Linked DNA regions of Mus musculus: region 1 is linked to region 2. The links are chromatin loops, found by intact Hi-C in ENCODE. Cell type or tissue: heart. All regions are shown on one strand. Each heading gives the region's core, and the rest is flanking DNA. Links, peaks and the distances in the headings are about the cores only. Region 1 overlaps Adamtsl1 (ADAMTS-like 1). Region 2 overlaps Adamtsl1 (ADAMTS-like 1).

Region 1 (12,850 bases), core at 2,614-10,613, 84 kb before region 2:
ATCCCTGAAGAATGCTGTAGCCTCTTGATGTCCTCACTTCCTTTTCCACAAGGTAAGGATGAATAGCACCCACCTTGGGGTAGGTACAAAGGCTCATTAATTCATGTATGTGAAGCTTTGCAGGTGAGCCTCTGGCATTACAGGGGTAGGCTGTTTATAAGAGGCCCTAGTCACTGAGGATGCACTAAGAAGCTGATTAAAGAGACAGGTGGCCTGAGGGCCCAGATAGCCACAGGTAGACATAATATATTCTTCACTTGAAGAAAGGATTTTCTTTCTGTAGTTATTCTCTGTGGCTCAGTCTTCAACAGCAGCCATTGAGTATAATATGTAGAGCTACATGGATATCAGCTGCCTCCAGGACAGATTTTCACACTCTGGAGCATCCATAGTCCATATCAATGATGGCGCCTGAATGCTTTGAATGGGGAATAGAGGATAATGAGTAAAATAAGAAATGAAAAAGAGGAAATTTAAAACTGACCATACTCCCAGAGTTTGGGGATCATTGTCCTAGTAATGTGTTAGAAATATAATTCACTTGACCTCCATCTTACATGGAGCAAAGCATTTACTGTGGTTTGACCCCAAGCCACATGGGTTCCACCGTTTTTCAGAACTCAGCGCTCAGAGTGCCCAACTCTCCCTGCTTTCCCAACTGAGAAAGTATGTAATATTCCCTGTGACCTGGGAAATGTTGGGCTGCATGAAACACTTAAGAAGCAAAATTAAGTAGAGTAGTTATTTTAATTATTAGAATTCTAAGAATAAGCAAAAAGGAACCTCAAAGACCTATTGCTCTGTCTTGGGCATGAAAATTGTTATAGCAACAATCACAAGAATAACCACGGCAGCTGCCTTCAGCTGCTTTGCCTCTATTCCCTGAACATGCCAGAGGTTGACCAGAGGAGGACACAGGTTAAAACTCTACACCAAATATAGGGCTAGCTCTTGCATCCTTACTAACTGTGTGATCTTTTTAAGATACTTCAATTGCCCCTATGTGAAATAGTGCATAGCTACATCAGAGGCCATGTAGAACAAATGAGCTAACACACATGACACCCTTTCAACAGGACCTAGTAGATACTGGAAGCTAGCGTGGTAATTATTGCCATCCTGATTCTGAAGTAAACAAGTTGACATTCAAACAGAGCAGCATGCCCAACATTATAAACCACTAATGGCAGCAGAGTCCCGCACTGGCATACTGTGATCCAGTATTTGGGCTGGTGTAGTGTGTCGACATCATGCTCACGAGCCTCCGCCTTGGTAAATGAGATCAGGGTGCTCTGATGATTCTATCAGATCCAGTGCATTTAAAAATAGTGTTTCAGTGCTAATTGTCCTAGCAATAAATAGCAACATGTAAAATCAAGAACAAATGAGGGATGTAATAAGCCAATATGAATCCTAAACTGAGGTTTCTGTTTGTACAGACTTTAGACAGAAACAGTTCCATAAACTGTCCTAAGATAAGAAAATGTCTACAAGTAAAACACATTCTATATGAAGATGTCTCTGAACCTAACTAGAAAAATAATTTTTGGTATTTGTGTGTGTGTGTGTGTGTGTGTGTGTGTGTGTGTGTGTGTGTGTGGCAAACATAAAAATATTTATGAAAGTCACTTTCTTCATCCCCAAGAAAGGAAGCTACATGTCTAGAAAGAGCAAATGCCTCTGTGAACAAACAGAATGTCCATGAAAATAGCAACATCCTGTCCTCCAGAGGGGTGTGTGTGTGTGTGTGAATGTGTGTGTGTGTGTGTGTGTGTGTTTGTGTGTGTGTGTGTGTGTAGATATGTGTGTCCAAGGGTAACATTAATGTGTGCATATGTCTGTCTATATGTATGTTTCTATGTGTGTCTGTCTTTATGTGTCTGAGTATATGATATATTTGTGTCTAACATCTGTGTGTATACATCTTCTCTGTGTATGTCAATGTCTGCATATGTACATGCCTCTGTGTCTGGCTTCTATGTTCATACTGTGTTCATCTCAGCTCTGATTGGATTGATTGCCTCCTACAGCAATATCTGACTGCTTCTGTGCACTTGTCTATCAAACTCTGAGACAGAGATAACAAGATATGTCTAGGGAAAATTACAGCCAGGCAACATAAAATAGGTTTATAGGCCTATAAGTCAGGGTGAAAGAGTTATGTGAAGCACCATGCCATCCTGTCCTCATGGTCCTATCTGAACCATATTGAGGCTAACATCTTTTGAGACACCCAGTACAAAAAGACCCTTGTAATTTCAGCTCTCAATTGATTAAGTATATCCTATCCAGGAGTGCCCCAGCAGCCATGAGTTTGTGATACAGTGATCTCAAGTCATCCTTCCATGAAGGATTTGGTGGTCCAAAAGACCTCTGCTTTCCAGGACTCACAGGTACATCACTGAAGACAATGACAAATAAGAGACAGAAGTTCCCAGGGATATAAGAAATTTTGTATTGAATACTTTTTCCAGCCCTGAGACGGGAGTTCAACATTTCAGTTCTATAAATGTCTCCTTTCTTACACCTCATTCTACCTGCACTCTCTTTGCTTACACCTTTGGCTGGCTACCACTTACATGTCAAGATTCACCATAGCACTCACTGACCCCAGATAGCTCTTCCAGGGCTTGTCTCTCTTGATGCCTAAGCCTATATTCTATGCTCTCACACTTACTGGTCTCATAGTGTAGACTGGGAAGTTACATCTATATTGGTTCTATTGACTATGATGCCCCTTTACATGGAGGCTAGCCTACAAAGGTACTCAATAGATGCCACTGAAATGAATAAGTAAATGGATAGCATCTATCACATACATCACAATGTCTTTATAATGGTCTCTCAAAGCCATTAAATATCTGTGTTCTAATTACTCAACCCACTATTTGAAATACATAACACTAGGCTTTGAGCAATGATTACACAACATGTGGACTGGCTGAGTTGGTTGAGATTATTAAAGTCCCACAAGGCTGGAGCATAGATTGTGATGAAAGAGGAGGCATAGTCTTGTTACAGATGACAAAACCAAATCTCTGGACCCTGACACAAAGTGCTGACCTAAGCATTCCACTTAGGAAACTTACAAATGTAAGTAAGTGTCCAAGTACCACAGGCAAACTTAACACTGCTCATGAGAACTAACTCCAGAGAGCCTATTGATTTGCTGGGCCAACCACAACTGAATACACCAACTAGGTGATGACCTCTGGTAACAATTCATTCCCCAGCCAGAAGTCTGAGGTAAAGAAGTGAAGGATGTGCTCCCAGGAGCTGTAGGGAGGGCAGCTGCTTACCTCATGGCCGTATTCTTTTCTGTTCAAGTATATCTTCATACCCAACTTAATCCTTAATTCTTTAAGACCATTCATTTTAAATTAAAGTCTGTCCTATTGACCTCAGTTACAATTGTCCTTGACAAAAACAGATCATACTCTAGTGGATCATGCTGGGGGTTGGGTTTTCCAATACACATTGGGATGGCACACAATTCAACCCATGGGAGGACTATAGTACTTAGGTTTATAGCGTTTCCATGTGAAATACCACCTCTAAATCACTGCGTGTCTAGAGATGTCTGTCCTGACTCAATGGAACGAAATCACTTCCTTACCTTTAAACCCTGCATTCCAAATCTTGAAAGCTTTGTGTTCTACTTGGAATGATCAGTAGGGAAGAAACGAACAAACTGGATCATAAGATGGCCTGGCACTTAGCTCAGAGCAGCAAAGTAAATGAACACAGGGAGGGAAGGGCTTGAATCTGACCTGTAGGTAGGAACAGGAAGACTCTTTCAGGCAGGGAATGTTGGAAATAAATGTTCAAAGGTGAAAAAGCCAAGGTGTGTATTGGGACGTGACTGAGCCCAGCAGGAGCTCACTTGCTTGAAGGAGAGTTTTTCTAGAAAAAGAAGGGGCTTCGCTATGTTTGTGTGAAACAACAAATAACACCATGTTGATTATTCCACAAATCTATTCAGTGTCTTTGACCACAGGAAAGCAACTCTGGAAAGCTGGAATAAGAAATTTCTACCTAGAATTCTAGACAAGCCAACCAAAATATCAAACTCCCAAGAATCACAGGAATTTTATGTCTACACCACTAGGCTCCCGGGAAACTCAGATCTGAGTTACAGCAGCTGCCAGGAAGTCTCAGCTTTATTTCTAACTGTCAGTTAATAATTGCATATATGTACCTGCGAGGCTCAGCATAAGTCTATTCACAGGCATGGTGCGCCTGATCAGGCAGATCATACCAAGCAATTAAGATCATACATCACTTCAGTTACTGTTTCCTCATGATGAGAACATGCAGAAATCCTCTTTACTAGGTATTCTGAGAGTCAATCAATTGCTATGGACTATGAATATTCTGCTGTGCTGCACAACAATGAAACTTGGTCCTACTATGCACTGCATGTTCTGCCCACTAGCCATCCTCCTCCTCTATTTCTCTCTTTCCTCCACACTTTCCTTACCTTTGGTAATAGCTCACTATACTCTCTTTTCATGAGATCCCTTTATTTGGCTTCTGCATTGTATATGGGAATATGCAATACTTACCTTCCTGTGCTTAAATTATTTTTCCGAATCTAGTATCCTGTAGGCTCAAGCACTGGCTAATGGATGACAAGGTTTCATTTCTCTTGTGGGTAAATAAAAATAATTCTATCTCATTTTTAATCTATAAAAACCTACAAGACAGTTTGAAAGACAATGGCAACCCGGAGCTTAGATGTTCTAGTGAAATCACACTGTATAGAGGTGAACAGGTATGTGGGTGTTTGGGACAGTGGCCGTTGTCATAGAAGAGTATAAAGATGGAGAGAAGACACTGATACTTTGCACAGTTGTCACAAGTGTTGGTGCTATTCTGCCTTTATCCCACTCCATGAAAGAAGCATATTGAGTTAATAGCATGAGATGGTAAGTAGGTGTGCTACAAGTATGACAATCTCAAGAGCTACTCAGAACCTTTAAAAAATGTCAATTGTAGGGGCTGGAGAGATGCTTCAGTGATTAGAAGTGCTTACACTCTTGCAGAAGACATAGATTCTGTCCCCAACACTTACGTGGCCCATAACAATTGTCTATAATTTTATTCCCAGGGAATGGGACCTCTCTGCTGGCCTCTACAGGCTTGCATATGTACGTGGTATATAGACATATGTTCACACACACATAAACATAAAATAATTTATTAAGAGTATCAAACAAAGCTTAGCAAATACAATTCGTAATGCTGATAACTTTGGTTTGTTTATTTTCTTTTGAGAAATGGTTAAGATGGTGAGGCAGTTGGCACGGTAAAAGCACTCATGTTGGCCACACAGCTCTCATATATAAGTCAGTGCTTTGCCACCTCAGGTGTTTGGTAATCTTGGCTACAATTATTTTTATGGAGCCAAAACCTCATGCCAAGTGGGTAGGCTTCCAAGAGAAGCATGGCTCTATCTCCTGTTTCCTGAGCTACAGCAATTACAGTTTTACAGCAAGCCCTGATTTTCCTGATGTTGTTTATCATATAAGCTTTTGGTTAAGTTTTGGCCTTCCAGAATGGTTTTACACTCTAATGCCTGCCACATCCTTTGATCTTTTGTGTTTCTTCTAGTCCCCCTTAAGGAATTCCCTAAAGTGCACTGGTCATGGGTGACAGGTAGCTCATCTATCTCCTGTGGCCAAGTGAAGTGGCTCCTCTCTCCTCTGCCTCCCTTTCTATAACCCTTAATGATGCACTCCTCGGGTCCTTCAAGACAGAGCAGAATGGAAGGGGCAGCCTGAGTCCGGTTCCCAGTACAGAGGAAACTGCTTATTTCTCTGAATGTCAGTTTGCTTATCTACAAGATGAAGAAGCCAGAGTGAAGAAAGATTTCAGTTCATGAAGCATGAGGACCTAGCTACAATCCTCAGAACCCATAGATAACGAGGTGGGCCTGGTGCTACATACTTCTAATCCAGTGCAGAGGGGACACAGAGAGGTAGATCCCTGAGGTTTGCTGTCCAGATACCCTAACTTGGCAACTCTACTCGGCAAGTTCCATAAAAGACACACACACACACACACACACACACACACAAATGAATGGTTTCTTAAGAATGACACCTGAGTGGAATAGTTCCCTCTGGCCTACACATACACACACACACACACACACACACACACACACACACACACAGAGAGAGAGAGAGAGAGAGAGAGAGAGAGAGAGAGAGAGAGAGAGAGAGAGAGAGAGGCATACACACATGAATGTTAACACCTGCTTGTTTACTTCTGATGTGATGAGCATGTACCACATCTTCTGCACTTCCACAGTCCTACTCATCACTATGTTCCCACTACCTTGCAGTTCTGCTCAGCATCCTGGATAAGCCCCATTCCCCCTGAGGCACTGTCACAGTGCTAGGCAGCAAATGCTAAGGAAGATAAGTCAGACATGGGTGTCCTTTCCCTAAGAGCCCATCACCAAAATTCCCTTCTCTCATATGTCCCAGGAAGCCTTATAAACTCTTGATTTACGCTGTCCTCAGCTCCGTCCTCACACACTAGCACAGAGCAAGAACATTTTCTGCTATCTTGTGTTTATCTGTCCTAGGCCCCAGCCTTAGGTCCTTACCCAGAAGTTCTCACTTTAACCTCATAACAACCCTGTGAAACCATGATTTCTGTTATTCCGATTTTAATTGTGGAAAATTGCTAAATAACTTTCCCAAGATTTTTCTAACGAGTAGCAGAACACAAGTCATCTGTGAATAATCTGGTGCCAGAGCCCAAGGCCAAAGTGACACAGGCCTCCCTGAGCATCAGGCACTAATCTAGTTCCCCAAGATGCCGGGATGCATAAAGGTCCTGCTGGCCCTGGTGTGCGGTCTAGGAAAAGAGTCCAAGAAACAAATAACAGTGGTGTAATAGATGTGAAACCAAAGAACGAGGTGAACCCCACTATGGAAAGAGACAATGGCACACTGAGGAACAAGGACCACCCCTGCTATCAGGGACAGAGATCAGAAAGAACAGTCCAGAGGGGAGGAGTCAGGAGCTGGCCTGAGAGGCTGTATGTCACTGCAGTTTGTCACTAGATACTGGCGTAAAGCCAAGCCTTATCAACTGGAGCCTAACCCAAAAAGGCACTTCAAATCACTTTGCAAAGTACCTCAGAGGCTAGCCAAGGGCTTGAAGCTTGAAATATGGGGGACATGGAGCCAAACTGATGGTTTTTATAACTTCCATTTTTAACAAAGCTTCAGGTTTTTAAAAGGCTTGTTGTGTTTATTAATAGTAAGTAACAAGCATTTCATGGGAAACATCTTAGTTCACTTGTGCTGATAAAACAGAATAGCACACTGGGCTATTTATAAAGAGGGGAAATTCCTCACCCTTCTGGATGGTGGAAAGTCTAAGATGAAGACACTGGCATGTTGGGAGGGCTGCTGTTTAAAGCGAGCTCCTGAACACATGAGGAATGCAATGCTCTCTCCTCATATGGAAGGAGGCTGGAGAGTAAAGAAAGGAATGAGCTTCCACTGCCACGCCCTTTCATGTTGGCATTTGTCCATTGGTGAGGACAGACATCGTGTGACATAAATGCCCCTGAAATGACCCCCAACTCTCAATATGGCTACCCTGAGGATTAAGTTCCATTATTATCCATTAACATCCATTATTATCAAGTTGTTGCAGTCATGGCCAATGGGACCTGTCCTAGCTGGTTTCTGTGTCCTTCTGACATAAAGCCCATCATTCTAGAGTACTTCCCAGTTGCCTGGTAGAACAAGGTGTTCCAAGCTCACTATTTCTTTTCCTAACTCTGCTCTGGAGTGGGCCAACTATATAGGAAATGATTGTTTCATTAGAGAATAGAACTAGAGTCTCTACTAAAGAGATCCTGAGGCCTAGGCACCAGATTGTTTGACAATGGGGTGTCATCACTTCTAGGGCTGTCAGTGAAAAGAGCTAGAAAGCAATATGTGCATTTATGAGTGTTTGCACATACCCACTGTATCTGTTTTTTAACAGCAATGAGTTGGGGACTAAAGAGGTGAATGAGTTGATAAAGTGCCTGCTATAGCAAGTGTGAGAACCCAGTCAGATCATCAGCACCCACATAAAAGCCAGCATGCATTGTGATCTAAGCACTGCACAGGTGGATACAGGAATCTCCATGGGGCACACACATATATATGCATAAGGCCATACACACACACACACATACACACAAACTGCTTTTGAACCCAACCCAGTTCTTCAAGGACTGACTATTCTGGTTTTGCTCCTTCACATACTTGTAATTGCCCTCACAGACAATAAGAAACTTGGCTCAATTTACTTTTCAGATATCTGTGTTTATTTGTCCAGTCTTCTCTGAATGTTTGACTTCCAGCTATACTGGCCTAGTGATGAACTAGTTGACTTGCCAATGAGCCATTCCTTGCCAATGGTAAAGTGCAACCCTTACAAAGGGGAAGAATGGGGCAGGGAGAAAGAGCCACTCAGGATGTTCAGCTCCAGGCTGGAAAGCCTCCCCACCCACCACCCACCCCGCCCCCACCCCACATCCCCCCAAAGCTAATTCCTGGCCATGCTGGCTGCTTGCCCCACTGAAAGCTCAGCTCTGACTCCAGGAGGGCTTTGTAATTAGCATAGTAATTGTGTCAAATAATGATTCTCATCATGCTATTTTTATATATACATAGTGCACTTGATCACAGTTCCCTGGACCCTCTCTAGATCACTTCTCCCTTCTTCCTCATCGCCTTTCTCCCCTGATAGCTCCTATTCTGCATTCTAGCTTCATTTTTCAGATGTTTTCATCAGCACATGTTCATGGTATATTTGCTCCCATGTTTCATTATGACATCTTCAAACATGTATTTCTTACACTTTGATCATATCATATTACCGCATACATTCTCCTCTCTTGTACTTTTGTCTACTGGTTCCCTTCCTCTACCCAAATAATCACGATTCTACTTTTATGTCCTACTCCTTTGTAAGTCACTGTCATTTACAGAAGAGAAAACATGGCTCTCTTTCTGAAACTGGCTTATTTTGATAACATGGTAATCTCTAGTTCCATCCATTTTTCTGAAAATGGCATCATGTTTTCTTCTTTAGAGCTGAATAATTCTCCATTTTCTTTACTCGTCTATCTGGGGATGACACCTAGACTGATTTTACAATTATTATTATTATTATTATTATTATTAATAGCACTGTAATAAATGTGAGTGTGCAAGTGTCTAGTGTATGCTGATTCTGATCCCATCACATCTATACACCCAGGGATGATAAAGTTGGATCATATTTGTTTGTTTATTTGTTTTGAAGAGACTGCATGGCTATCCTAATTTATGTTGCCATCAGCAGTGGTCTGACCACCACCACCCTAAATCCTACCTTCTCAGCAGAGTTTGCTTTTATTTGTTTTCTTGAGGATAGACATTCTGACTTGGGTGAGATGGAATCTCAGTAGTTTTGTTTTGTTTTGATGCATCCAGCCATGGACATTATGGGGACCTGGTAATTTTGATTTTTTCCTACCACTGTTTATGTATAGTTTATCTAGCATTTGAAATCTCATTGTCAACAGAGCTCTAGCAAACAGTATATTTGTCCCCTTGCCTGAGTTCTTCCTCTAGCCCTTCCCCGCCCTTCTGGCCTTGCTCTGCACCAGAAGATATTCCTCCTAGACTACATATAGGTTAAGGATTGCCCAAAAAGAGAATTTCAGGCCATCTGAGCCAACAGTTTTGATTTTCATTTCTTATATGGCTAAAGAAGTTGAATATTTTGTGTATTTTTTGTGACCATTTTTTAATTCTTTTGAAGTTTAATATTTTAGTTCTTTATGTATTTTGACTATTAATCTCTCAACAGATGGTAAACATTTTTCTCCCTTTCTGAAGGCGTCTCTTCCCAATGGAAATTTTGAATTAGAGGACATACTTGACAAGATTTTCATTGAAACTGGCATTGTGGAAGCTGGGGGCAATAGATAGTTTAAGATGTGAAGATAAATTTGAAGTGACTAATAATCATCCAAGAAAATAAAGAGAAGGAGCCTAGACATCACCTGACTATCCATCTTAATCTTTCTAGATTAAGACACCACGCTCCATAGGGCCCGTTTACTCTCTGCCTCCTGATTGCAGATGTATTCTAAAACAAAAACAAAAACAAAAAACAAAGATTTTTGAGGAACTTTGGTTTTTTTTTTTTAAATGTCATGATATAAATAGTGAGCAGAGATGTCATGTTGGAGGTTTACATGCAATTTTTGAAGAATACTAAATGCCTAAAGTTTACTGTAATTTTTTTATTCCAACAAGAACTGCATCTTAAAATGTTGGATAAAGCTTCAAGTCTACTTTTTCCATAAAGATTAAGATAGGAGAGGTTTCTTATAGTGTAATAGGTCAAAGCAGGGAGGCTCTGTATGCCTGTATTCCCTTAGTTGCTGGGAGGCAAAGGTCAGTACCTTCTCAGGAAGAGTAGGGGAAGAGATTTGGCAACTCTCACAATGAGCCCTATGCAAAGGAATGCAAAAGTATTTTTTGTTTAATAACTAATACAAACAGAGCTGTGAATGGCAGCCAGCCACCATGGGCTTCAATGGCCCACTTAGCTCCAAAAGGCACATTTCAAAAGCCAAGTGAGTCTCTCCAGGAGACTCCGTTCTACCTTTGCCCACTCAGCTGCCAAATGGCCACTTCACTGGAATGCCAACCGCAAGTGTGTTCAAGACCTGGGTGGTGTCAGTATATTTATTTGTATTACTAAGAAATAGAGCTGTCACTCTGCCATTTGTCATTTTCTTAAACTCTGAACACTAGGGACCCTGGCCCGGGACACTCAAAACTGCTTTGTTCTGCCGTGTTCTTTATCCTGCCTTCAGAAACAGTGTGGTTTAGTAACGAGGTATGCAGAAGCCAAAGCTACAGGAGTTTGAATCCTGACTCTCTTGTTTAGTAGCTGGGTAACTTTGGACAGATTGCTTAGTGCCTCGGAGCCTTACTTAGCTCACTCTGTAAAGTGGAAAAACTTCAAGCATCTTTTCCGTAAAGTCATATATATGTATATCAAGCATCTTCTCCGTAGAGTCATATATATGTATAAGCGCGTGTCTCAGCTCAGCCCTGGAGTCCTGCTGGGATCTCCATGAAAGAAGCCTTGATGAAGCAGAGCTAGAACTGCAAATCTACTGTGCTCACCTCTGATAGAGAGCAGCTCCATTTTTCATGGCCTGAGTCCAAGTCATGGTGCCTTGGATGTGAAGTAGGTGACATTGACGTATGTATGTGGAACCCTTCACTCAGCTTCTCCAGGCCTGGACGCCTGCTCGAATAGAGACAATAACCATGCCTGTCTCATAGGGCTGTAATGATGATCAAAGGAATGGTGCACTTAAAACATTTGCACAGGCTGAGGCTTAGGATAGGGTGGTGCAGTCGTTAGTGACTGCTGTTATTGCTGATCATGTGAGATACCAGCAAGACTGCTGTCATGTTATGGCTTGTGGTTTATGGCTAAAAGTGTTCTCCCATCCCAAGATCTAGAGCTGAACAGATCTCAGCAACATGACAGGACTAGTCAGGAGGCTGGACCTTGCTCCAGTGCTACCCAAGGAGATCTGGAAGCCAAGTCTACTGTGGAATGTGGAGTTCCAGTGACAAGTCACCCCAGGTACACATGCTGTTGGCAGAGGGAAGGAAGAGAACACCAGCAACTGGGATGGAGGGCAACCCTCCACCCTCTGCCTATCCTTGGTCAGGAGTCAAGTATTCTGAAGCTGGACAGGTGTGGAGAATCCACTACAGTATTTCCATCCACACAGCCTTTTCTGCAAGCAGATTTTGACCAAAGGGATAGTAATGTGCAGGACAGAGGGCTCAAAGGGCAGAAGTGTAGCAAAAGAACTCTGGGGAAATGGAGTCTTTCTGACATATTGGCTAAGGGCCCAACCATGAGTTAACACCTAAAGCCCAGAAGCTGAAGGTAAGCAGAGCTCCCAGCCTTACCACCCTCCTTACACAAGGCCATGGTTCTCCAGCCAGAATCCCTGGTACAGAGGTGTTTCAGAATTCAGATTTGTGTGTGTATGTGTGTGTGTGTGTGTGTTAGAATGGCTTAAATACACATTGCCTAGCACTTCCGGTATTTTGCAGAAAGAAGAGAGTCTTATCACACATCCCACTCAGGTAGGCCAAAACACTACAATAAAACATATAAATGCTTACATGAAGTGGGAGTCAGTCTATCAAAGAGATAGCAATTTAGGCCCTGTTTTGTCAGCAAGAGTCACCACACTGAAGAAACGTGTGCGGTATCAGCTTTGCAGCAGACATCGGAAACAGGATGTTGAAAGGGCACCACTGAAAACGAACGGTCCAGAGGTGCACACAGCCTACTGTCCACTCACCTCCACAGCAGTCACCACATACCCCCTGGGCACCGGCTTTGTTCTAGGTACCATGGTAGGTGCTCAGGTTACAGGGGGTTGATTTCCTAGCGCTATGGTGACAGAGTATGACAAAATAGAAGCTTAAAGCAGCAGAAATGCATTGCCTCCATTTGGAAGCTAAACTCGCGTGTAAGTGAAGGTGCCGGGCTTCGTAGTGTGTCAAGCTCCTGGTGTTTGCTGGTAGTTTCTGGTTTTCTTGCGGCTTTGTCATTCCCTTCTCTATCTCTCCCATCACACGGAACTCTCTCCGTGTGTCCCTCTTCATAGGCATTCTCTCTCTCCCTCAGTGATGTGCAATATGCCAGATTAGACCAGATTAAAAGTAGATAAAAGCAGGTTTATTAGGAGGCAGCTCTCATTGATCACACAGGTGGAGGTCAGTAAAGCAAG
Region 2 (12,850 bases), core at 2,258-10,257:
CAACCCTCTGAAACATTGGGCAAAAATCCAGGGCTGGACAGGATTTATGGATGGGTGACTGCCTGCAGGTGGGAGGGAGGCAGCAGTGGGGGGTGGCCAACAGGAAATCACTAAATTGCCTACAGAATCCAGACTCACCAGTGGAAACTTGGCTGACTTTCCACACGAGGTGAGTGCGGCTCTCAGTCTGGGCTCTATGGTTTGTCTGGATTCCAATATGGCCCCTCTTGGGCTGATGCCATGGTCCAGACCCTCTCCTTCAGGGGTACTCACTGAACTCTGAGAAACGGGTAGCAATGAACAACCGTTTCTGTGTCTCCTCCCCACCACGAGCCCTCTAACCTCTTACTCTGAAACAGCAAGAATCAGCTTTTAAGGGCAAGGCTATAGTGCTTGCAGGCCAGAGGCCGGAAACTCTGTCTAGGCCATCTCTCCCTCTAGAGAGTCTATAGCCAACCCAGATAGAGTTCCCATGGCAAAACCTCCCTGCCATCGAACACTGAGGACCAAGCTAATGCCTACACAACTGGTATCCAGAATAGCAAAGTCTTTGGCTTACATCTGAGCTCTGAGCTTCTCACTCTGGAATCATGGGAAAGACAGAGTGTGCAGATAAGAGAACAGGGAATGTATGGGAAATCTGTATGTCTTTCATTTGATTGTGCTGTGACCCCAGGATTTATACTGGTTAGAGAGAAAAAACAAACTTTTTAATGGCTTTTTCTAAGACCATGAAAATGGAGAAATTCTCTACACTATGTGTGCCTGAATGTGATAACAATAGATAGAATTATTCTCTTGACTCAAATTTTAAAGTTCCTCTAGTGTCCCACCCTAAGTTTTACTGTCACACTGGCAATTAATTACTTATCTGAATGGCCAAGACCTTCAGTGGATTTACAGTTAGAATACAAAGATTTCCTTCAATTTCAATTTCCATTATTGTCTGAAATTAGTGGAGAGCCCTTATATCTTTCAGCGGATAGGAACACAGCTGTCTTCTCTCTTCTGGTCTAGGTAAAGGTAAGACATCCATCAAATCAAAAAGTGGCCCTCTTCTGTTTACTATTACATGAAGAACTTGGCATTATATTTTCCCATATCCTACTGATCAGAAGCCATGCAAGCTTCAAATGTCAGTTCCTTGGCTTACCAATGATAAGCCTACTCCAAATTAAGTATGGACAACTTAAACATCTTTGTTTTATACTCCTCGTTATCCTGTTAGTTAGAGCCCAGTAACTAACAAAGGTCATAGCAGTTGCTAATCTTCAAGCTGAATGAATCTTTTGGGTCACTCAGGTACCATTCCACAAGCAGGAAAGGTTCGGGGACGCATACCTTTCTATGATAGCTGTAATTTCTTTCTCCCTTATTCTGAAATAATATTTTTGTCTCATTTTAGCCATGGGCAATAAGGATTTATTGTGCTTGCTGCTGCATTCCATTGCTAGTTTATGATGCTTTGTTACCTTAGACTGGTATTTAAATCTAACAGTTAAAACACCTTAATATTCCAGACTGCTCCATTTGAAGGAGACAGTGAGCCAGTGTTCATAAAGTCCCTGGGTGTAACGGCCAGGACCAAAGTCAGCGCTGCCCCAGCACTGTAGACCTAAGGGAGCTCTGTGTGCAACTGTGGAGATAAATTAGAGTTAGGAAATTGTGTCAAATATCAGGTCTCTGAAAACTGGGTTTTCACAGGCCAGAGCCTCCATGATGCTATGAAAATGTGTGAGTAGCATTCAGATAGGCAGAATGTGGGAGAAATGGGCATTCGTGACTAGAAAAAAAGAAAAGAAAATTATGCCATGGATCCTGAGATGAACTGTGCAGAATGTCTGTCAGGGATCCTTCTAGAACTAACTGTGCAATACCTTTGCTTTGAGCCTGATGATGGGCTGCTAGACTGGAATCAAGACTAGCAAGGCTCAGCCAGAGTTTACATCAACAACTCTGATGCCCTCCGTCCACCTTGAGTTTCTCCTGCTCATCCAAATTAGTTCACCCATGTGCTCCCAGTTGGACAGGTCTCCACCTCTAGCTGGTCCTCTGGCTGGGCCCTCGGTCATAAGAAACAGGCCAGCAAGGCAGTTTCACACTGAGTTCCCAAGACATTAAAACAGCAAAGAGCCGCAAATGGAGGAACATCTTGAATTCTGGACTGTGGAAAAAGCAAGTGCACTATTAAAAAAAAAAGCTAAGATGAATAGTTAGAGATTTTTAACTTTTGTATTGTGTGTGTGTGTGTGTGTGTGTGTGTGTGTGTGTGTGTGTGTGTGTGCGTGCAGTCAGATCCCTTAAAATTGGAAATATAGGAAGTTGTAATTCACCAGACATGGTTGCTGAGACTCAAACTCAGATCTTTTGTAAGAGAAGTGGCCACTGAGCTGTCTGCTCAGCACTTAGCTTTTCTTTACAAGAGGATGATGTAGTAAAAGAAATACTCAGGACAATCCATCTAGCACTCTGAATGACCAATCTTATGCTGAGGGTAACATATTCTAAACCAAGATGGAAATGTGTATCTTCTGTCACTCAGGACAGGTACTACCTTGGAATTCATTACTATCCATGCCTGATCCACTTGATTTCATGGATGAAAGCCATTTGTCAGCACTGATGGAGCCAGCAAGTGGTTAGGCTCAAGTATCTTGGTGTCTGGGGCTGACTGCCTGTAATCTAATTATGCACTGTGGTACCACATGGTTGTGAGGCACGGGAGCAGTGGCTCCTGGGTTGTGGTTCTCCTCTTTCATTAAAGGAAGGGGATTAGGGAGAATCGGAGTCTTAAAAGCCATATCTCAGTGCTAGCTCTGATTTGCTGAGACTTGAGTGTTGAGATTCCAGGGGGTGAGTGAATCTATTTCCAGAAATAGACTGTTGTTTTAGTTAGATGGCATATTGGCATTGAGTCCCCTTCAAGCCACAGCTGCAGCTGATGGCATAGCACTTGAGTCTGCTCTTTAGGCCTAACTTTCCGTGAGTGTAACATAGAAAATTAGGACTAAGTCTCTTAGTAGGAAATGCCCACTGAATTCTGCTGTACAGAGAGAGGGTCCAGCCTACCTGATCCACTGTCCTGAGCAACACAAGCACCACTTCTTTGGAACTTGGTGATAGTTGTCCTTTCTGCAGGAGGCTCAAGAGTATACCAGCTTCTCTAGAAGGAAGAGCCAGTCCCATGATGTGGCACTACTACCTTTGGTCCAGCCCTAACTCGGGGCCCCACAGTCTCCATTTTCAGAGCAGAAGCATCTCAGACCTCCTCAGGGTATCTAAACCTTCTTATAACTTTGAATACAATGTTTTTGGAAGGATCACCAGGGACAATAGTATTCATTTATAGGGTAAAGTTATTTTTCTTAAGTAACTTTAATTGAAGTTGTAATTATCATAACAATATATCTCCATTGTATAACAAGTAGAAATCAAATTTAAAAAGAAAAAGAAAAATATCTAATGATTCAACCCTGAGGTATGAGTGTGAATCCTTTATATATTTTACCTAAAGATAACTACGTGCTGCACATTGGCTTTAAGGATTTTATCACTTAGTGATAGCCAACAAATATCTATGTCTCTAAAAACTTTTCTATGATTTCACTTTTCATGGCTTTGTTGACAGAGAATACTGTCTTAGTCAATCAATTCTCTGTTGGATTTTTGTGGTCTCTGTAGTCTTTTCACTGTTTTAAAAAATAACCATAATGACTTTTTTCTGTCTTCACATGACCCCTGTTTACTTGGGATCAATTCCTAATGGCAGACTTATTGTGTTAAGTCTTCATACTGTCTGGGGTCTTACTATGCATTATCTAATTTTCCCCCAACTAAATTGTATTCCTCTTGTATACCCATGAGAACTGAATAAGAGGTCCCATGTCTCCAAAGTGTTATCTCCATAGGTTATAATCACAAGCTTTTACATTCATCACTGTAATTGTAGTGCACAAAGCCATGAGGTACAAGAAACATTATAAGTACATCCTTATTTTTATTACTTTTGCAATTTAATAAATTTTTCAGTCTCCTAATTTCATTTAGGAATTGCTCATTAGTGTCATCTGTTCATTTATGACAGTTATCCTTTTTATTGATTTATAGGACATATATTTATGCATGTTTAACCATTTGATAATCGACATGAAACAAATCACACATAATCTACATTGGAAATGGCTCCTACGGCAAACAGACTGAGCATACAGCATTTCCAAGGTTTCCTTCCACACCTTTGGTTTTGTTTGTTGTGTGCCTTCCTGGCTTGATCTCTTTTCCTTCCACCCCTTCACAATCACTCCTCGAAACCTTGCTCTCTCCCACTCCTCCCACCTCAGCTAACCACTGATTAATCTGCTCTCTAGCAGAGTTGGCAATCTCACTGTGCACAGTGTTACATAAAGGGAACAATGCCATTCTTTTATGAATCTTTTTTATTTGGGGAGTTACACACACACTCTTTCCTCATCCGATCCTGCTTACCCCCTTCTTGTCAGCTAGGACTTCTTCATTATCACATCATTTAGCCTCATCTATGCTACCACCTTTGTCATTAGAGCACGTCTCCTTTCACTGCCTAGCACTCTGTGTATGGATATATTATAGTCTACTTAGTCACCCATCGATTGAGAAACAGAATGGTTACTTCAGCTTCTAGCTATTAAAAATGCAGCTGGCATAAAAATTCATGCGTTAGTCTTTGAATGGACATATGCTTTCACTTCTCTTCACTAAATGCCTAGGGGAGACAGGCTGTATGACATGGCAGGTGTGTGGGTAGGACTTTAATAAAAGGCCACACTTCTCTTCACAGTGGCACATTACTTCATACCCACATCAGCACCTTGTGACATTCTAGATCCTCCAAGTCCCCAGCAAAGCTTGCTCTCCTTGCTGTCTTAGTTTTAGGATGTCGGTAGTGATCTCGGTGTGGTTCACATTTATATTTTTCTGATAACCAGCAGTGTTGAGCAGCTTTCCCTAATTACATCCCAATTCCTTTGGTGAAAAACCAGCTCAGATGTTTTATCAATCTTTTAAACTCGGAGGTTTCTTCACTTAGAACTGAATCTTCAAAAATCTTTATATAATTTGAAAGTTAGATACATGGTTTTCAGATATTTTGTACTGTGGCCATCATTTCATTCCCTTAACTATGTCTCTGAAGAGTGGAACACTTGAGACCTTGGTATGGTTCTCCTTCATATGCTTGTTCTGCTATGCATTAAACTTATATTTAAGAAATCTAGAAGACACCCAAAGTCTTAAACCTGTTTGACGGGGCTTCATGGCAGAGTTCTAAAAGCTATTCATTTTGTGAAGAGAACTGTATTGTTATAAGTTACATCCCTTCACCAGCCTGCGAGTTGTCCTCAGAAGCATCCATGCCACAGAACAGAGTTGAGTACTCACGACTGAGAAGCCCTGTGGCCCCTGCGCCTAAGGCATCCTTCTTCCGGCCCCATGCAGAAAGCATTTGCGACACATTATTAACTGCAATGCTGAGGTCTATAATGGAAATCACAAATCCTGCTTCAAAGTAGCAGTCTTCCCACTGTCGTTGTGCCCTATTACTGAGTTAGGCATTCTTCCTAAGACCTAAGACCCTGAAAGACTTAGAACATCCTACCAATTAGCAAAGAGGAAAACCCTGTTCTATCGGCCCTGGATTTTCCCCAGATGACTCCAGCAACAAAATACACAGATGCCTGTGTGTGGCTGTGAAGTTAGCTCAGGCAGTAAAGTGTCGTTCTGCCACCATGAGGACCTGAGTTTGGCTATCCAGCATCCATATAAAAAGCAAGGTGTGCTGGCATGTGTCTGTGGGGGTTGGGGGAAATGGATCTTTGAGGCTTGCTGGCTACCTAGTGTGGTCAGATTAGTGAGCTCCAGGTTCACCGAAACTCTGTCTCAGAAAATAAAATAGGTTCTGAGAAACACATCCACATGCATCTAGCTTACACATACATACACACACACACACACACACACACACGTTCTCAACCTTCTAATGCTGTGACCCTTTAATACAGTTCCTCATGTTGTGGTGACCCAATCATAAAACTACTTTCATTGCTACTTCATAACTGTAATGTTGCTACTGTTATGAATCATAATATAAATATCTATGTTTTCCAATGGTTTTAGATGACCCCTATAAAAGGGTCATTCACAAAAAGTGTTTGCAACCCACAAGTTGAGAACTGCTGCTCTTAGAACACTCTCTCCTTTGTCAGTGAACAAGCTCAACTCCATAGACCTTACAAGCATTCCTGCTAGAGGCACGTGGCCCATCCCCACAAGAGCCATTTTCCCGTGCCCAATGATTTTGCAAAGAGCAGGAGAGCCCATGACTAGTCTATCCTCAGTGTTCCTGGCCCTTCTCCCCTGCAGGGCTCCAGCACACACCCAGCTCAGACTACAGCCTCACAGCAGCACTAGCATCCTCTCTGCATCTCAGAGCCCATCAGTCATCAGGACCAAGGCTCACAGACCATGCTCACACAGTTGTGTTTCCACACTAACCACCTGTCCACATTTGCACAGTTTCGGGACATTCATCTCTCTGCAGACAACTGCAAAGCTCAACTGGCCCAAGACTTCTGTTTAGAGCGGTGATGATCCACAATCTCACCCTAAACGGTGAACATTGCTTTCTCTGGCACTAAGTTAGAACTGGGCCATTCCAATAAAGAATGTCACACCGGTGGGCAATCCAAGTCCACCATGCATGCAACATACAAAACCCAGAGCTGCAGTCTACAGATGGAGTTCACAGTGTTAGTGTGTGAACACCAAAAAGTAGAAAGGACCATCAGGGAACAGTTCAGAATGTGGGAAGGAGGTTGCCTCTACAACCAGAGGAGCTCTTAAAACTATGATCTGTGAGCATCGATGTGCAGTAAGCTACTGAGCATGGTTCATGTCTGCTGGAAGAAATGCCAGGTACATCCCCAGCAGGGGAGGATGTGACTCGTGCGCTCCAAGAACAACAAAGAGTCCACAGTGGCTGGAGTGGAGTCACAGAGAGAAGAAATGGGGGCTGGAGAGCCGACCAGATAGACAAGAAGGCAGAGGGCAAATTTTGTAAGGCCTTGTAAATGGTCGCATTAAAACAACAGAGAAAAAAAAAGTCTTTAAATGTCCAATTTATAAACTGACTCAATATTGCACTGAGCATTGTGAGCTTGTCCAGGACTAGGCAAAGGCAGGCAGAAGTGATTTCTTTTATTAGAAGCCATGTGGCCAACTGCATGCTGTACAGCTAACTCTAGTAAACCAGAGGCTTATCAAGCTGGCTCCGCTACAAGCCAATATTCCTGAGTTAATTTGACTCACATGTGTTGGGCACCTGCTAGCCTACCTGGCCTGAAGCTTCAGCAGGCACGTGCCTGACCGTTTCCTCCCTCTGGTAAGAGGGGCCCAAATGGATAATCGAACCACCTGGGAAATTTAAAACGATTTCAACAAAGACCAATTAAGCTAGACTCTCTGGGGGCAGAGCTAAGCATCAGTACTTTTAAAGAACTTATTCTCAGGGTCGAGTGGATTTCCAAAGTCACCTCCCCATTCCTTACTACATGCTTAGAGTGGAAAAAAAATGGAATATGTCATCATTTAGAATAGTCTAACTTAGCACACAATTTCTTTGCTATTAAAATCTAACACTGTATGTATCTCTCTCCCCACCCTTATTATTGTCTTATACAATAACTCCATTTCTGTCCAAATACTCCCCTGGTCTTTGCCATTGCCTTGAGCTTTCTTTTCCCTAAATACCCTCCCTTGACCTCAAACTAAATCCTAGAGGTCTTTGTCCCTGCCTGGAGTGATCACTCTGCACTGATTCCCTAGGCACCTGCTCCACACTAGGGCTGGGCAAACTTTTTTTGCAAGGAGAGAAATAGGAACTGTTTTTGGCACTGCGTGTTGTACCTGCCCCTGTTTTGCCTACTCTATAGAGTAATTTTTGCTATGCAGCAAGTATACTAAGGAATATGGTTGTTGTCCCATAATAGTAAAACTGTATTTCCCAATTCAAGAGTCAAAGCTATGGACAACCTTCTCTTAGTCACTTAGCATTACACTTAGTATTACAAGACATTTCATGTCTCTGGGCTTGCTTCCAGATCCTAGGGAGAAAGGAAGCTCGGTTCTCCAGCATCTTAAAACAGAGGTTGGTAGCAGGGCCGTGGTCCTCCTGAGTCACCCCATCTCCCATTTCTATTTTAATTACAGCTTTTCCATCTGTCCCCCACCTCCACCCTCGCCCTTAGAAGCGCACTTCCTGATTCCCCTGGTATAGGCTGCATCAGGAACTTCCTCCCATGCACGCTATGACATCAGTGATGTCCTAGGCCACATCTGTTAGGAAACCTGTTTCGTGGTGATCCTGGGGAAGACTAAGATCATCACTACTTCCTCTCCAAAGATAGCTGTGAGAACAACAAGACCTGAAGGCCAAAGGTTAGGTAGAAATTAATTCACAATGGGACCCACCCCAGAGGTGTCAGGGAAAGTGATGCAGAGGAAGGGCAAGGCAACCTGAAGGGCAGGACCAGCATCCTTGATGAGGAAAGCCATTGCAAAAAAGAAATTTATCCTGACCCTCTTCAAAGAACAGTTGGCATCTGTTTCCTCGTTTATACTGGGAAGCTGAGATTTCATGCCACAAGGAAGTCATGTTTTGTTTCCTGAAGTACTGCCCACAAGGAGAATATGCTTTGCCACAAAGAAGAAAGACTGGTGTTTTTTTGTTGTTCACAGCCTGTGTTTATTTACTTTGGTCTCTTTTTTAAGGTAAAATTTGAAGTGGCTAACAGAGCCCAATAGGGAGGAGATGAAGCTTAGCAGCAGACTGTGTAAAATGAAGTCAGTATTTCAAAGAGTGTTTATGGGGAAGCCATGGGAAGAGTACAGCAGTTCTTCAGACTGGAATACACAACCATAAATATAAAAAGACACCAAAGCATAAGTGACATTTAAAATAGCTGGGCAGAGAGAGCAAGGCAGTAAATCTCCCCCACTTGCCACTGTTCCAGGCCATAGCAAGTAACCAGGCATGGACTTATTTTAAGATTCTAGATAATCAGGAAATGGAGACCTTGAGAAAATTCACTCACACTTGCTCCTGCCCTTTCTTGGCACCAAGACAGAATTCCCAGGCCACTGCCCTTCCTAGCGTACCCAATAGGAACGATGTGAATAAGTCTGGTGTCCCCAAAATAGACAGGTATTGAGAGGCCACCAGTGGGAAAATGGGGAACTCCACACTTGCCCTAATAAATCCTTCCTCACCATGAAATGGCTCTTGAAAACACCCCCTCGTGTTCTGTGCCCCCTCTGTGTTTGTGTGGTGCTAGACTGGCAGGTTTACAGCAGCTGCAGGGCCCAAGGGCAAACTAGAGAAGAAAAAGGGCAGGATTGTGTCTCGGGGTTTGTTAGGATCTGTGAAAGGAGAGACAGACCCTCCTGCCTCAGTTCTCAGCCAGCTTTATAGAGGAAAAGGCGCCTCCGTTGGAAGGGCCATTTCCAAATGCACAGCATCTGGTTCCTCACTGGGATAAATAACCCAGCCCTCAGAATTGGGCTTGTGAGACTTAAATGAGAAGCTCTGTGCAGTGTGCCTAGCTCAGTGCCCAGGACAAAAATTAAAGCTAATATGTGTTCCTTTTTGCCCTTTGTACTTCTGTTGTCATAAACCTAAGAGTCTATTCTCTTCTTCACTGTGGCCTACACTAAGCTCTTCCTTGGATTTAGGGACAGTTGCTGGCTGCCAAGTGTCAAATGTTAAGAAGTAGCTCAGAAGATGGGTGCCTGATTAGAGGGCCCATGTGTGGTACCTTCTGGGTAGGAGCACAGAGGTCCTGGCCCATGCATGCCCTTAACATGAAGGGACTCTTTGGTTTAAAAAGATCAGCCCATGAGTGATAACAGTAATGTAATAGAAGAATAATGGTAATGTAATAGCAGTATAATAGAAGGAGACATGAGGGTGAAGCAGCCACTCTGAAAATTAATAAAAGACCAAGGCTGCAAGGCTTGGTCCTCTCATAAAAGACTTTTCCCTTCCATCCTCTATTGTCCATGCTGCCTAATGGGGCCCTTCCCCTGCATTTCAGAGCATGGCACGATGATCAGGGCAGGTTCTAGAACCAGCAGGCTTGGCTATGCTACCTACTGACAGCTGAATAGCCACAGACAAATGATTCAAGCTCTCATGCCTTAGCCTATTAACTGAAGACAGATGGTTGCATAACTTTTTGGAGTTCTTGAAAAGGGTAAATAAACCGGGCGTGGTGGTGCACGCCTTTAATCCCAGCACTCGGGAGGCAGAGGCAGGCAGATTTCTGAGTTCGAGGCCAGCCTGGTCTACAAAGTGAATTCCAGGACAGCCAGGGCTACACAGAGAAACCCTGTTCGAAACCCCCCCCCCCAAAAAGAAAAGGGTAAATATAGTATTTAAAGTGTTAGAGTGGTATCTCTGCACATGGTGTGTGTGCAGTTCCTTTAGGCTCCCTATTGCCCCAGCCCTTCCTTTCTTGAAGTAGCAGAGTGAAGGAAGTTGAGTCAACTTAGTGGCCAAGTCCTAGCAGCAGGGATAAAGAAGATGGGTGGTAGATTGATTCAGGCCTCAGTCAGCCTAATTTTTCATTAACTTACTCCTTTTTCACTTTCTTAGTTCTTTAACTCTTTGCTTGTTAACTTCACTTACATTTTAGTCAAGTTCTCTTTGAGAGTTTCAGCTTATCTCAGATAAATTAAGCAAGAGGTCCAGGCCACTACTGAGCCAAAAGGGTAAAGAAAACATGGGCTTTGGGATAGTTCTCTGATGGAGTCGCCTAGCCTTTCAGAGTCTTCCTTTCCTACCTAGTAAAAGAGGGCAACAACCTCCATCTCAGGATTGGTTTTGAGAACCAAAGGAGATAAAACACAGTAGATACATTTTTCCAAGTTTAGCAGCTTCCCTTTTCTTAAAAGTAAAGAATGATCACAAAGTAGGGCTCCTAGAACCCTAGGGGGAAAAAGCCAAACTCAGGAGAGATTCCAGACCACTTGCGAAGCTCTCCTGGCTAAGAACAGTTTCTTTCCTCTCAGTCCTTGCTTCACACTGGAGTACAGAGGGTGTTTTCTCTATAAGAGAAATAGGATGCAGTCTGCCCGAGAGAACGGCATCTGAGAAGACTTTGTGAAGAGATAGGAGCTATGCAGCATCATAAAGGATCTATAGAATTAGATGGGCCAAGAAAACATTGGTAGGAATCGGAACCACACACATCCTTCCCAGAGAGCCATGAAGATGCAAACAAGCAAGGAACATGTTCCTGTTTTAAGTCCTACACTGGGTCTCTGGAGCCTTGATGCCTTTGTGTGTGTGTGTGTGTGTGTGTGTGTACGTGTGTGTGTGTGTAAATAATTGATGTCTATGGAAGCATGACTCAGCAGAGTCTGGTCCCCAGTGAAGTCCATCTTACCCTTGGGGAGTAGCAGTGTTTCCATGAGCTGTGTTCAGTTTGGAGAAGTGGAGTTGGCTACTAATGTAGAAATAGGGTGAGTTTCGACTCTTACATAATTAGTGTCTGTCTTTTATACAGCAGAAATGCTACCCAGCTTCCATCTTACCTACACTCCTTTATGTCTTCTGGGTAAATGTTTGGAAATGAACATACACTCCTAACTTCCTCTTCTGCCTGGCACTGGTCCTATAATCTTGAAAGTCTCCTCAAATCTCAAAGTCCCTGGAGTTTAAAATGTAAAGTAGAAAAGGACTGAAGTTGTAGCTTAGCTTTACTATTTCTATTTCAAAAAGGAACTTTTCAAATACATGCAAAACTGACTGTAAGTAACCAGGTAGTGGAGAGAAAGGTGTAAGGAAGAATTTCCATCTCTTCTGCTACTGGTAAAATTTCAAACCAAGCATACATATGGAATATGCAAAATCGAGTGACTAAAACCTGGAAATCTGCTTCAATTGCACAGATGTCTTTCATACATATCTGTGTACCAGGAAGGTTATACCATCTCAGCCCTCAACAGCGTGTATCATTTGCCGGTCCAACTCTGCAGAGCCCCAGAAACAGAGGCCAGCTTTGAATGCCTCTCCCCTGCGTGCCTAGAAAGGAGGCCAGAATAACATCTTGGCATCGTTAAGATCACAGCACAGCAGTGGAGTTCAGCTTTGTTTCCATATAGCTGCCGTCATGTTTTAATTGTAGAAGGTAGAAGGGACATTTTGCCAGGACATAACCATGCAAGGGTTGTGGGTTGCACTTTTAAAATTAGAAAGGCTTCTCAGTCTTCTTGGAAATTTTATCATTCAAAAAGTGGTCTGCTGATGTCTGTGGCTACTCCTCACCTGTGCTAGCCTGTCAGCACAAACCCCAGCAGATGTGTCGGGCCAAGAGGGATCAGATAATGATCACAGTAGCTGAACTATCTATCACCTGTGAGATGGGACCTTGTAATACATCCACATCTCCCTGGTGGTTCAGATTCTTTCACCTCCACTTCTAACCCCTTATCTCTGAACGGTCTGTGAACGACAAGTTCAACCCCAAGGTCACCATTCTACCAAGAATTTTTAATGTGAAAATCCACTGTAATTATGGAATTCCTTACTTCTCTCTTGGCTGGGCAGCTCAGAAATAATGAGTTCCCTGTACATTTTGTTTCCAAGGAGATAGAACCAAAAATTCATTCGAGGCCTTTCTAGACCCTGGCAGGAACCGTGTACAATGTGTGACTCTTTGAAGTGGTATCAAGACAGATAAATCAGCATAAGTCTGCGTGTCTGTTGTCCTGCCAGCTTCCTGAGCCCAGTAAAGGGATTTGGGCCAAGCAGAAGGTG

Evidence for each region. Peaks named below come from ENCODE experiments on the same cell type or tissue, not always from the same donor. Only the 100,000 strongest peaks of a DNase experiment are listed, where the experiment ranks them.
Region 1: it touches region 2 in a loop (1.9-fold over the local background); 5 of 42 quality-filtered maps call a loop at or near these places.

What each region holds. Positions count from the first base shown.
Region 1 is chr4:86,303,978-86,316,827 of GRCm38, forward strand. All of the region lies in intron 15 of Adamtsl1 (ADAMTS-like 1), which reads left to right. Among named protein-coding and RNA genes, the nearest start is that of Gm33730, 130 kb to the right of the region's middle. In heart, for the core only: no CTCF peak of the experiment used is centred there; a DNase peak (open chromatin) is centred at 6,954; H3K27ac peaks cover 2,968 bases.
Region 2 is chr4:86,388,556-86,401,405 of GRCm38, forward strand. All of the region lies in intron 23 of Adamtsl1 (ADAMTS-like 1), which reads left to right. Among named protein-coding and RNA genes, the nearest start is that of Gm33730, 46 kb to the right of the region's middle. In heart, for the core only: a CTCF peak has its summit at 7,258; DNase peaks (open chromatin) are centred at 7,306 and 8,356; H3K27ac peaks cover 974 bases.